2 separate regions of the Homo sapiens genome follow, and region 1 is linked to region 2. The links are chromatin contacts, found by Hi-C or POLR2A ChIA-PET in ENCODE. All regions are on one chromosome and are shown on one strand. Each heading gives the region's core, a stretch centred on a gene start or an enhancer-like site at or near the end of the contact. The rest is flanking DNA. Distances are from core to core; before and after follow the strand shown. Region 1 holds the start of PROSER3 (proline and serine rich 3). Region 2 holds the start of FXYD3 (FXYD domain containing ion transport regulator 3).

What was found. A loop is a pair of places that touch in the nucleus more often than their neighbours do. ChIA-PET counts read pairs that join two places held with the same protein, here RNA polymerase II (POLR2A). Pooled maps may share reads with other maps.
Region 1: a loop to region 2 is called in a pooled map, with 3 times the contacts of the local background. The contact joins the promoter of PROSER3 here to the promoter of FXYD3 in region 2. A Hi-C loop is called at or near these places in 3 of 50 pooled maps. POLR2A ChIA-PET finds 5 or more read pairs at or near these places in 2 of 52 experiments (GM10248 and H1).

What each region holds. Positions count from the first base shown.
Region 1 is chr19:35,755,489-35,761,473 of GRCh38, reverse strand. It overlaps PROSER3 (proline and serine rich 3), which reads right to left and starts at 3,298. Exons shown (of 11, transcript NM_001367856.1): 1 at 3,248-3,298; 2 at 2,004-2,100; 3 at 1,483-1,685. The coding sequence starts at 3,258. HSPB6 (heat shock protein family B (small) member 6) reads left to right here and starts at 4,445. Exons shown (of 3, transcript NM_144617.3): 1 at 4,445-4,663; 2 at 5,580-5,702; 3 at 5,791-5,985. The coding sequence starts at 4,466. The coding sequence ends at 5,952. RefSeq lists enhancers at 2,954-3,013, 3,054-3,293, 3,622-4,193.
Region 2 is chr19:35,111,902-35,117,614 of GRCh38, reverse strand. It overlaps FXYD3 (FXYD domain containing ion transport regulator 3), which reads right to left and starts at 1,792. Exons shown (of 9, transcript NM_005971.4): 1 at 1,656-1,792; 2 at 1,256-1,351. It overlaps LOC124904701 (hepatitis A virus cellular receptor 1-like), which reads right to left. Exons shown (of 3, transcript XR_007067238.1): 3 at 3,946-4,268.

The DNA.
Region 1 (5,985 bases), core at 2,049-4,548, 640 kb before region 2:
TCTCAAACTCCTGATCTCAGGTGATCCACCCACTTTGGCCTCCCAAAGTGCTGGAATTACAGGCGTGAGCCACTGCAGCCCTGCCAATTTTTGTATTTTTAGTAGAAACGGGGTCTTGCCATGTTGCCCAGGCTGGTCAGGAACTCCTGGGCTTAAGGGATCCTGCCACTTTGGCTTCCCAAAGTGCTGGGATTACAGGAATGAGTCACTGTGCCCAGCCAGGAATGTAACTTTTAGCTGGGCACACAGCCAGTCTCCTATGGACTATATTTACCAGGTACCCTTGTAGCCTTGTGACCACGTGACTAAGTTCTTGACAAACAGGGTATGAAATGTGATTTTGGAAAGCTGATGTGGTTGAAAGCCATTTTGCACCATGAAGGAAAGGGCAACGGCCTAGAGTTCGGACAGCAACAAGACAGAAGTAACCTGTGTCCCTGACACCTCAACTACGGGTTGCCACATCATCCCTGGTGGCTTCTGCCTGGACTGCAGGTGAGGGAGGAATAAATTCTATCTTGTTTCAGCCATAATTAATTTGGGACTCTTTGTTACAGCAGCTGAACCTGTATTCTACAAATCTAAGTGGTGACTATGTGAGAAGCACTGCTAGAGATCATTATATATAGTAACTCACTGAAAGCTCAAAACAGCCCTAGGGGATGTGTACTATTAATATGCCCAATTTAGGCCTGGCAGTGGCTCACACCTGTAATCCCAGAACTTTGGGAGGCTGAGGCAGGTGGATCACCTGAGGTCAGGAGTTTGAGACCAGCCTGGCCAACATGGTGAAACCCCATCTCTACTAAAAATACACAAAATTAACCAGGTGTGGTGGTGGGCACCTGTAATCCCAGCTACTTGGGAGGCTGAGGCAGGAGAATCACTTGAACCCAGAAGGGAGAGGTTGCAGTAAGCCGAGATCATGCCACTGCATTCCAACTTGGGCAACAAGAGTGAAACTCCATCAAAAAAACAAAAACAAAAACAAAACAAAACAAAACACCCAATTTAGAGATAAATAAACTGAGGCTGGGCATGGTACGTCTGGCCTGTAATCACAGCACTTTTTGGAGGCCAAGGTGGGAGGTTTGCTGGGTGTGGTGGCATGCATCGTAATCCCAGCAACTCAGGAGGCTGAGGTGGGAGGACGGCTTGAGCCCAGGAGTTTGAGGTTATAGTGAGCTGTGATTGTACCACTGACCTCCAGCCTGAGTAACAGAGCGAGACCCTGTCTCTAAACAAATAAATAAATAAATAAAAAGAGATAAAGAAACTGAGGCCAAGATCATACAGAGAGTTAAATGACAGAGCTGGGATTTGAACTCAGGCAGTCTAGCACCAGAGTTCTTAACACACATAAACTGCCTGGTCCTAAAAGAGTGCTGCAGAAACAGCTCTGGCCATGATGATTATTACTGCATGCCTTCTCCCTCCCTCTAACCCAAAGCCTCTTTTTCCCCCAGGGCTGCTGGTACTTACTTGGCCACCACGGAGTCCCCGCTGTCAATCAGGGTGGGTGCTGGGGAGGCCCACATCTGTCCCTCAGTGGTGCTGGGCAGGGAGGGGGTCCCTGAACTGGATGGCCAGGACTCCTCAAACAGCTCAGGGGAGTTGGGACCTGTGGCTAGAGCCTTGGGAGCTTGTGGGAGCCTGGATCTCTGAGACCTGGATGGGCTCAGGGTCTAAGATCAGGGAAGAGCACAAGAAGAAAAAGTGTGAGGTCTCATGGGTCATCCCTGCAGGGGAACCAGGACACACACAAAGTCTCAGTCCAGAGGGGAGGAAACACATCCTGTAATGATAACAACCTAGTGTGATGGGGGCTCAGATGGGGAATCCAGGTGGTAGAGAGGGGGACAAGGGCAGGGCCGTGGGGAGGGGACAAGGGGCTGTCTCTTAAATCTCTCATCCCTATCTCTCATCACATGTCTTCCTACCCTCTAAAGGTCATTCTCTTGCTACTGGGCTGGCACTCAGCACTCTTTGAGGGGTGTCCTCACCTTGGGACACCAGGTCTGGCTCTGGGATGGCCAGTAGTGGCTTCGACCCAGGGGCGCATCTCCAAAGGGACTATCTTGAATGGAGAAAACTGGCAGGCTGCAAGAGGAAAGTGGGGTTCAGGCAGCACGTGGTTTCGCCGCAGCCCTGGGGAGGGGGACATTAGAGGAGGGCAGAACCAGACAATTCCCATAGATTCCTGGAGGAGACGGACTGTCATTTCCATGAAGCACCGTTGCACATTCAGGATATCGACAGTGGAAGGGTGAGTCCTGGGAGCCCGCCCCTGGAGCAGTCTTAACAGGGAGCAACTCAGGAACTGACAGCCGGTGGTTCTCAACCCTGGATCCAGTCTAGGAGGGGCTTTTCAACGTTACAGGCGCGCGGTTCCCATTCCAGACCAACAGAATCAGAATATCTATTAGTGGGGCTGGGCCTCCGTGTCTTTTCCGCAGCGTCCCAGGTGATTGCGAAGTGGAGTTCAGGTTAAGAATCGCGGCTCGCCGGGCGTGGTGGCTCACGCCTGTAATCCCAGCACTTTGGGATTACACCGAGGCGGGTGGATCACTTGAGGTCAGGTGTTCGAGACCAGCCTTACTAACATGGCGAAACCCCGTCTCTACTAAAAATATAAAAAATTAGCCAGGCGCGGTGGCAGGTGCCTGTAGTCCCAGCTACCTGGGAGGCTGAGGCATGAGAATTGCTTTAACCCGGGGGCAGAGGTTGCAGTAGCCAAGATTGTGCCACTGCACTCCAGTCTGGGCCAACAGAGCGAGAGACTCTGTCTTAAAAAAAAAGAAAGAAAGAAAGAACCGCGGCTGGATTATATCACCGAGCATTTCCCATACATTCCTGGGGGACACGAAGGCAAAGGGTAGATGGACTACAAGCCCCAGGATCCACTGGGCTCCGCCTCCGCGAGAAAGTTCAAAGACAACGCCCAGGCGTGTCTGGGGGCCATTTCAAAATGAAGAAATTCAGATCTCAAGCCTTTCTTGGACACCTTTAGAGGCAATAATTCCTTGGGGCCCACTCAGAGAGGAACATAAGACTCTTAGGGGACCCCCGGGATGCTAACGGCTACGGCTGGAGAGGCCAACGGCTGTGGAGCATGTTGGGAATTGTAGTTCCAGTGCGGTGGAGCCCTAGCGACTCCAGACCGTATCCAGCCCGTCCTAGGCTGTGCTGCTCTCGCCGTTGGTCCTCCCCAGCCTCCTGTAGTCCCTGGAAGAGCGATCGGCCTCACCTGCGGTCCATCCCGCGGCTCCCTCCGCGCTTCCGGCCGCTCTGCTCCTTCACCCAACAGGCCCCGCGCGCATCTCCGTCGCTTAGCAACGCCCTATCAGCCCCGCCCCTCTCTGTGCCCGCGCCGGAGGCGAGCGGCCTCCAAGGCGACCAATGAAAGAGAGGAAACAGAAGTACCCGGAGGGAGGTGTTTCAGGATTGGCTGGGACGACTGCCTGCCCGACAGGGCGTGTTTGATTGGAGAACCTGCCGAGTGTAGCAGTAATTGGCAAGACCGTGCACCAATGGGAAGGATCTGAGGCTGGGCTTGCGGTTAGGAGGTGATCTAAAGTACCCTCGCTTAAAAGTCCCGCTTTTTAAGCGCCTTCTTGCTGCAGAAGTCCTGTCCCGACCCCGGTCTAACTACCATTCTTTCTGTTGCAGGGGCAGTGGGGCGGGTTGGGGGGGGGGCGCGCTCTGCCCTCTCTCTAACCGCTATTCCTCCATCAGTTGGGCCAATCAGTCCGTCCCAACGGTCATCTAACTTCTTTCTTGCTGCAGGAGCAGCTGGTTGCATCAGTTGCCAGGTCTGGGCTCCTGGCCGAGGTAGCGGGATCAAAATGAGCTATTTCCAGCCCCAGCGCGCGGCCCCCGGGGGGCCAGCCTGAACTGTTCATGCTCGCGCCCCCTGGCCTCTGCGCACCAGAGGCTGAGTCAGAGGCACAGAATTAGGCCCGGCCTGCCGGGGGACTGGGCCCAAGGTCTGGCTGAGGATAAGGGTAGGGAGGGCCTGTTCTATGTCCTCCTGACATCCTGGCGGGGCTACCGCATTCTCCAGGAATCTGCTCCTAAAGACCTCCATCTGCGTCATCCTCAGAGCTGCCAGGGGGGAGGCAGTGGATTAAAGGGACTGGAAACTCTTCCGTGGGCCTCTTGGGTCCTGGGCCCCAATCACCACGCTGTGCTCCCCACACCCGCAAGGCTCCCCCTCCTCAGCCTTAGTTTCCTCTTCTGGAAATTGGGGAATCTTCATGTCACCTTCTTGACAGCATTTGCCAGGCATCCAGCAGGCGCTTAATAAATGGCCAAGTCATTGTTTGGGTTTCTAAATAAGGCTCTCCTAATGGCCGGGTCTGGCCACGGTCCCAGTGTCCCTGGGCAGCCCTCCGAGGGGCCGGCACAGGGCGCACTATAAATGAGCGGCTGCGCACGCAGGGGCACTGCAACGCGGAGGAGCAGGATGGAGATCCCTGTGCCTGTGCAGCCGTCTTGGCTGCGCCGCGCCTCGGCCCCGTTGCCCGGACTTTCGGCGCCCGGACGCCTCTTTGACCAGCGCTTCGGCGAGGGGCTGCTGGAGGCCGAGCTGGCTGCGCTCTGCCCCACCACGCTCGCCCCCTACTACCTGCGCGCACCCAGCGTGGCGCTGCCCGTCGCCCAGGTGCCAGGCCTGGGGAGGGGTGAACTCGACCACTTCCATTGCCAGGGGTCTGGGGCAGCCTGGGGTGGGAACATGTGAGAGAATGTTCGTTGGCCTTGGGCGGGGTGGAGAGTCCGCAGCTCCGAAGGGCTTCCGGAGTCAATGGGAATCTGAGGCCCGCACACTGCAGCGGGTGGGAGGTCCCCGTCGCTCTTAGGTGGGGGGCGGGGTGGGGGGCTCTCAGCTCTCCAGAGAATGGAAGGCCTGGGTCACTCTAAGGGGAGTCTTGCTTACTCTGAAGGAGGCTGGTGATCCGGGAAATCTGGGGAAAAGGAGGCGGGCAGTGACTCCTGAGGGGAAGGAATGTTCTTAGTCTCGGGGAAGAGTTGAGAGACTGTGTGCGGTGGCCCGATATCTCCAGAAGAGGAGGGGAGAGGGCCCTGCGACTTGAGGAAGGGTTCCCGGCCACTCTGAAGTGGGGGAAGGCTACCAGTAGCTGCCGAGGTCCCGTGACTCGAGTGGGAGAGTAGGCAGAGGACCCTGGAGACGGGGAAAGGGGCATCTTGGCGAGTTTGGCGGGGCTGGCGGAGAAGGGACCCGGGGCTCTGAGGAGGGAGCTGGGGAATCAGTGCCCTGGGGGGCACGATGACTTCGGATTCGCTGACACCGGGGGAGGGCAGAGGTTCCTGACCTTGCAGGGGAAGGGAGCCTCATCACTGCGGGGGAGAGGGCAATCCCAGATATTACAGGGGGAGGGCGTATCCCTGTTGTTCAGGGTGAAGAGGTCCTGGGTGACTCCCAGTAGGAGAGCTGACTGCTCAACTCCGGAGGCCAGAGTGAGCCGCGGCACGGAACCGACGGGGGTGGGGTCTCCCTGGGTGGGTCCTGGAGCCTGGCCCAGCCCAATGACAGTCCCGCCCGCGCCCGCTGCGCTCAGGTGCCGACGGACCCCGGCCACTTTTCGGTGCTGCTAGACGTGAAGCACTTCTCGCCGGAGGAAATTGCTGTCAAGGTGGTGGGCGAACACGTGGAGGTGCACGCGCGCCACGAGGAGCGCCCGGTGAGCCGCGGCGTGGGGCGGGGCTGGAGCGGGTACGCTCGCCGCCGGGCCGGAGGGGCGGGGCCGCTCAAGCCTCCCTCCCCTCCAGGATGAGCACGGATTCGTCGCGCGCGAGTTCCACCGTCGCTACCGCCTGCCGCCTGGCGTGGATCCGGCTGCCGTGACGTCCGCGCTGTCCCCCGAGGGCGTCCTGTCCATCCAGGCCGCACCAGCGTCGGCCCAGGCCCCACCGCCAGCCGCAGCCAAGTAGGAGGGGGCTGGGCCGCGCCCGCACCCCGGGAGC
Region 2 (5,713 bases), core at 543-3,042:
ACTGCCTGTGGTCTGAAGCTGTCACCCATGACCATACGAGTCCTGGTAATAACAGCAGATGCTTATTGAGTGTCTACCCCATGGGGGCATTTTCTCAGCTTCCCACTTACTCGCTCAATCTCTGCAGCTTAATGCAGGGGGCACTATTATTAGCCCACATTGCAGTTGTAATCCTGTAACCCCTGCAAATTCATCTTAAAGCCCTATGCTCTGTCGCCATGGCTGTTGAGTCTCACCTCTTAAGCCTCTTTCCAGGGGCTCCTCCAAGCCACCTCTGGCCTGCAAGGCCCCACTATACCCCCTTCCCATGATGTCATCCAGCCAAGACTGACAGATGGTATCCTCCTCGCCCCAGCCTCTGCAAAACAACGTCCAGTCCCATGCTTCCGGAGGCTGCAGGGAGCCGGGAGCTGGGTCTGCCCTCACGTTCCCCATTCAGGCTGTTGTCTGAAGAGGCTGTGGGCTGCTCCCGAACTGATGTGGTTGGTGAGCAGGTTAGAGAGGAAGGCAGCCCTGCAGCTGATGCTCTGTCTACCTGCTCTCATCCTTCCTGGCCATGAGGTCCCAAGGCCGGCCTGAGGACTGTTTCCCCCACCTGCCCTCTGCTATCCCCTCTATTCCTCCATACCATGGGAGAATGGTCTCATGTTCAGGGGTGGGTAGAAAGATCCTGCCCGCTGTGTGCTCCTGAAATCTCCCAAGCAACTCCCCATTTAAAGCTTCCCCCAGCAGCTCCATCCTTTTTTCCTGGAGGTCTCCAGAATCCAGATCCCTCAATGTCTGGACACCCCGAGTCCACCCAGCACTCCTTATCCACCCAGATCCCTCAATGTCTGGACACCCCGAGTCCACCCAGCATTCCTCATCCACCCAGATGTCCCCAGTCCATCTACGCACCCCTGGTCCACTTAGATACCCCTACCTACCCAGGCACCCCCTCTCCTCCACCCAGCTATCCCCAACCCAGATATCCCTAATCCATGCAGACACTAGTCTTTCAGACACCCCAACCACACTTATCAGTCCTGCCCTCACCTCAGCTGGTTCAACAAGTCCCTGAGAGGAGAATGGTGGGGAAAGGGACATTAGGGGAAGGGACTTCCGTTTATCTCCTGGCTCCAGAAAAGCATTTCACAAGATTTTAGGCGCTTTAACATAAAAGCTTCTATGGGGCAGGGTCAGGGGGCAGGTAGATACTTCCTAATTTAGGGGCAGAGACAAGGAGGGCTTGGAGGAAGGGGCCCCAGCTGCTCACCTGTGTGGTTCACCAGGCTGAGCAGAGGTTCCGGGAGAAATCGGGCTGCCAGGCGGAGTCCTGCGTTTATCCGAAGCTGCCACGCCCTAAGCAAACCTGGGCAGGTAGAAAACAAGTCAGATGCCCTGAGGCCCAGGGGCTCCATTCCTGCTCTTAAAGAGACAGCTTCACCCCCTCCCCAGCCATGGGCGGCAGGTTGCTCCCTGGGGTCACCAGGACCACAGCAGCCTCAGGTGAGACGGAGAATTGGATGGGCTGGAACTCGGCCCCTGGAATTAAGGGAGGAGCTTTCTCCAATCTCCTGTGCCCAGGAGAGGACCTTGAATGGGGAAGGTTCTGGGGTCTTTAAACGGCAGAGCCTCCAGGGCCATGCAGTGAGATGATGCGTTGGTGTTCCGACCTCACTTCTTTTCCTTAGATGATGTGTTTTGCCTGGTGGAAGGATTGCTGGCAGTTGTGGAGAACTTAAAGTCCCCTTCCAGGCCACATCTTGCCGCTGGTACAATTTCAGGATCAGCAGAAGATGCTAGCGTGACCAAAGTCAGGAGATGGGGCAGGGGTGGATATGAGGGAGCGGCTGGAACAGCAGGGAGGGGTCAGGGTGGGGACTCTGGGACCTTAGTCCTGGTCATAACCTGCTCCCTGCCCTGGGGAGAATGAGAACTGTCTGCCAGGCACCAGGCTGCAGTTTCCTAGCCAGGCTCTTTCCGTGGGTGCTGGGAGCCAGACGCCTGGGTCTACAGAGTGGGTGCTGGTGGGGGCGGCTGCCTCCTAGTCCACATAAGGCCCCCAGCACTGTACAAGCCTCCCTCCCCCTTTCCTCCCCTGTCTCCTGCTCCTCCTCCTCCAGGCATTCCTTCCGGATGGGGTCTGTGCAGGCTCCCCCATGGTCCCAGTTGGGGGTGCCCCCTCCCCTCAATTCCGCCTTCTTAGACAGAGGGACTTTTGTCTGGGGGCTGGATGGAGAACAAGGATCCTTTGAGCGGTTGGCGGAGGATTGGGGTCACGGGGAGGGGTAGGGCCAGGAAAGGGGTAGCTCTGCCCTGGACACCAGCTGGACTCCAGGCGACCCCAACACCACCGTGGGGGCGGGGAGGAGGGCTGCAGGGCCTGGCCAGGGAGAAGCAGCTGCTGGGAGTGTGGAGCACAGGACAGGAAAAGGGGGTTTGGGTCAAGGCTCTTCCGGAAACTGGCCTGCTGGGGGCAGAGAGAAGGACCCCCCACTTGTCATCGCTGAGGGATCGGGGAGGGCAATGTTCGCCCAGCGCTACACCCCTTCTCTATGTGGTTCCCTGGGGCAAGTTGTCAAGCCCAGGTCCTAGACAAGGGTAAGGCTCCCTCCTACCACTCTTAAGGCGGGGCCAGTTCCCATAAGGAAGCCGGGCGGGGGGACCTCGGGGTAGGGCTCTAAGCAACAGGTCCAGGAGGAGATAGAAACAGGAAGGGGAGGCCCGGAGGCCAACTCAGTATAGCTAAGGGGGGTCTTTGTGTCTGGGCGGATAGCGTCTCTTCCCTAGACCCTTGAAGCTTGTGTCTGGGACGACCCCTTGGTGGTCTTGGGAGTGGAATGGTGTCTCCCTCTGCTGGGAAGCCTGGGAACTGCAGGCATCCGAGAGCGAGTAGGGGCGTGTACAGGGTGGCTGGGAAGGGCGGGGGGTGCTCTGCCCTTCACCGGAACGGGGTGAACTGGAGAACTGTTGTCTAAAAATCTTGGAGGAACACCCCTGCCCGTGGTTAGATACAGAAGTATTTCCCAGACAGCTTGCTAAGGGGAAAAAAAACAAGGTATTGGGAAACCGTGCAGTGTGCTACCATTTGTGAGCGGTAAAATAATGCATATGTATATACTTGTAATGAATAAAATATTTTTGGAGATTGGCATCCATACCCATGGCTTCTGGAGAGGGAAACTGGGAGGCTGGAGGGTGGGGTGGAAGTGAGACTCACTCATTATCACGTGCCCTCTTATATTTTTTGAATTTTGCATCTTGAAAATGTACTACCTTAAAGGGGTTTAATTTAAAAAATTTGGTTCAGATTTAAAAAAAAATTTGCAGGTCAAAATTTCAACCTAAGGGCTGGTTTCAACCTGGGGGACCAGCAATTAGAGACTTCTGACAACCTCTGAATGTTCTGTAGTTTTAAACACCATGATCTTACATTCTGAGGTACAGACGTTTACGGTTTTTACCCAATCCAGGTCAACCATAAATTCTTCCTAGGCTGGACGTGAACATGCTGCGTCCAAGTGTGTGTTGGGCTGGCGCTGGGGCTTGGGTTTATGGTCAGAAGGACTCTGAGACCCTAGTGTGATGAGCACACTGAGTCTTAGGAAGGGCTGTGAGGAGTAGAGTTTGTGCAGTCACTTGCACCCTATTGGGGATTAGGTCTCATTTGGAGTGAGTCTTCTGGGCCAATCTGACTTCAGTTATGTTTTAAATGCATGTAGGTAATATGTTTTATTAATATATTGTATATAATATACATAATAAACATATTTGAAAAAGTTTCTCTCGTTTTGCTTTTGGAATCATTTGGGCCCAAAGAACCTGTTAAGGCTGTGAGTGGCTGTGATTTCTCCATATCCTGGGAATTCTTGCAAAATGAAAAAAACCAAACCTACAGATAGTTTCTGACATCATAAGTTTTTCAGGAACGCTGAATTAAAGCACAGAATCAAAGCCAGAGCATGTTATACCATCCCTGATTCAAACTTTTATTGATTTTGTTTCAATAATTTCGTTGCTCTTTATTCAAGGCTGGGAGCGTTTCTGCAGGCTCCTGGCCCTAGAGAGGGCAGCCTGGAGGCACCCCCAGCCATGAGAGGGGTGCTGGTTGGGTGGGGCCTTGCCTTTGCAGGTAGAGCCTGAGCGGCCAGGCTGACCGGCTGGGAGGTGTGGTCACAGCGATACGCCAAGGTCCCACTTCCTGGGCAAGATGGGGCTAGAGAGGCCGGTGGACAGGGTAATGTGGCTTCCTGGGGCTTTGTGGAACAGCGCTGTGGTCTCAGCACCTGTGGGAGAAGAGTGGGCACTGGCAGGTAACCCTGTCCCACCACCATGGGGATGGTGTGGCTGTGGACGTATCACTGTCCGCCTGGCTTCCAGGAGCCATGTGAGGTGACACAGTGGCCAAGAGTCCACAGGCTCCCTGACACCTGCCTCTGTGCTGCTCTGACGTCATCACTCACCCACAGAAGCTAGAAATGGAGATTTTTATGATGAAATCTCCTGTTTTGTTTTGTTTTTTTTTTGAGATGGAATTTTGCTCTTGTCGCCCAGGCTGAAGTGCAGTGGCACGATCTCAGCTCACTGCAACCTCTGCCTTCCAGGTTCAAGCAATTCTCGTGCCTCAGCCTCTCGAGTAGGTGGGATTACAGGTGTGTGCCACCACGCCCGGCTAATTTTTGTATATTTAGTACAGACGGGGTTTCACCGTGCTGGCCAGGCTGGTTTCCAACTCCTGACCTCAAGTGATCCGCCTGCCTCAGCCTCCCAAAATGCTGGGATTACAGGCATGAGCCACCGAGCCCGGCCTTCCGGATTTTTTTTTTTTAAGGTGAGTTCTTGCTCTGTTGCCCAAGCTGGAGTGTAGTGGTCCAATCATGGCTCACTGCAGCCTCCAACTCCTGGGCTTAAGTGATTCTCCCACCTCAGCCTCCCCTGTAGCTGGGACTACAAATGCACGTCACCACACCTGGCTAATTTTTTAATTTTTTTAGAGACGGGGGTCTCGCTATGTTGCCCAACCTGGTCTTGAACTCTGGGTCTCAAGTGATCCTCCCACCTTGGCTTCCCGAAGCGCAGGGATTATAGGTGCAAGCCACTGCACCCGGCCCTGATTTTTAAATGTTGGTAACTTCGTTTTCTTAACACTTTGTAGACAGAATGAAAAATATCCAGTGGTTGGATAAGGCCCTGGGGCCACCGGTTGGAGACCCCCATCTTACAGACTAGGGAAACTCAGGGGAGGTTCAGGGTTCCCCCTAACCCCTGTTGTCACTCACTCTGCTCCGGCCACCTGGGCCTCCTTGCCGTTCCTGGATCACTCCAGGCATGTTTCTGGCCAAGAGCCCTTGCAATGCCTATTCCCTTGCCTGGCTCTCTTTTCTCCCGCATCTGGACAGCTCAAAGCCATGAGGTTCAAGTGGCTTTCCCCGACCACCATCGCACCTACCCCCTGACCTCTCTATGACCTTTTGACTTCTGTTTGCTTTTTTTTTTTTTTTTTTGTGGTGCTATCTGCCTCCCCTGCTAGCACGTCAGCTCCTCTCAGGGATTTTCATCTGAATTATAGAACAGGGCCTGGTGCATAGTGGGTGGTCACGAAGTATCTGTTAATTACCAGGCTGGGCACCATGGCTCACGCCTGTAATCCCAGCACTCTGGGGGGCCGAGGCTGGAGGATCCTTTGAGTCCAGGAGTTCAAGACCAGCCTGGGCAATATAGAGAGATCTTG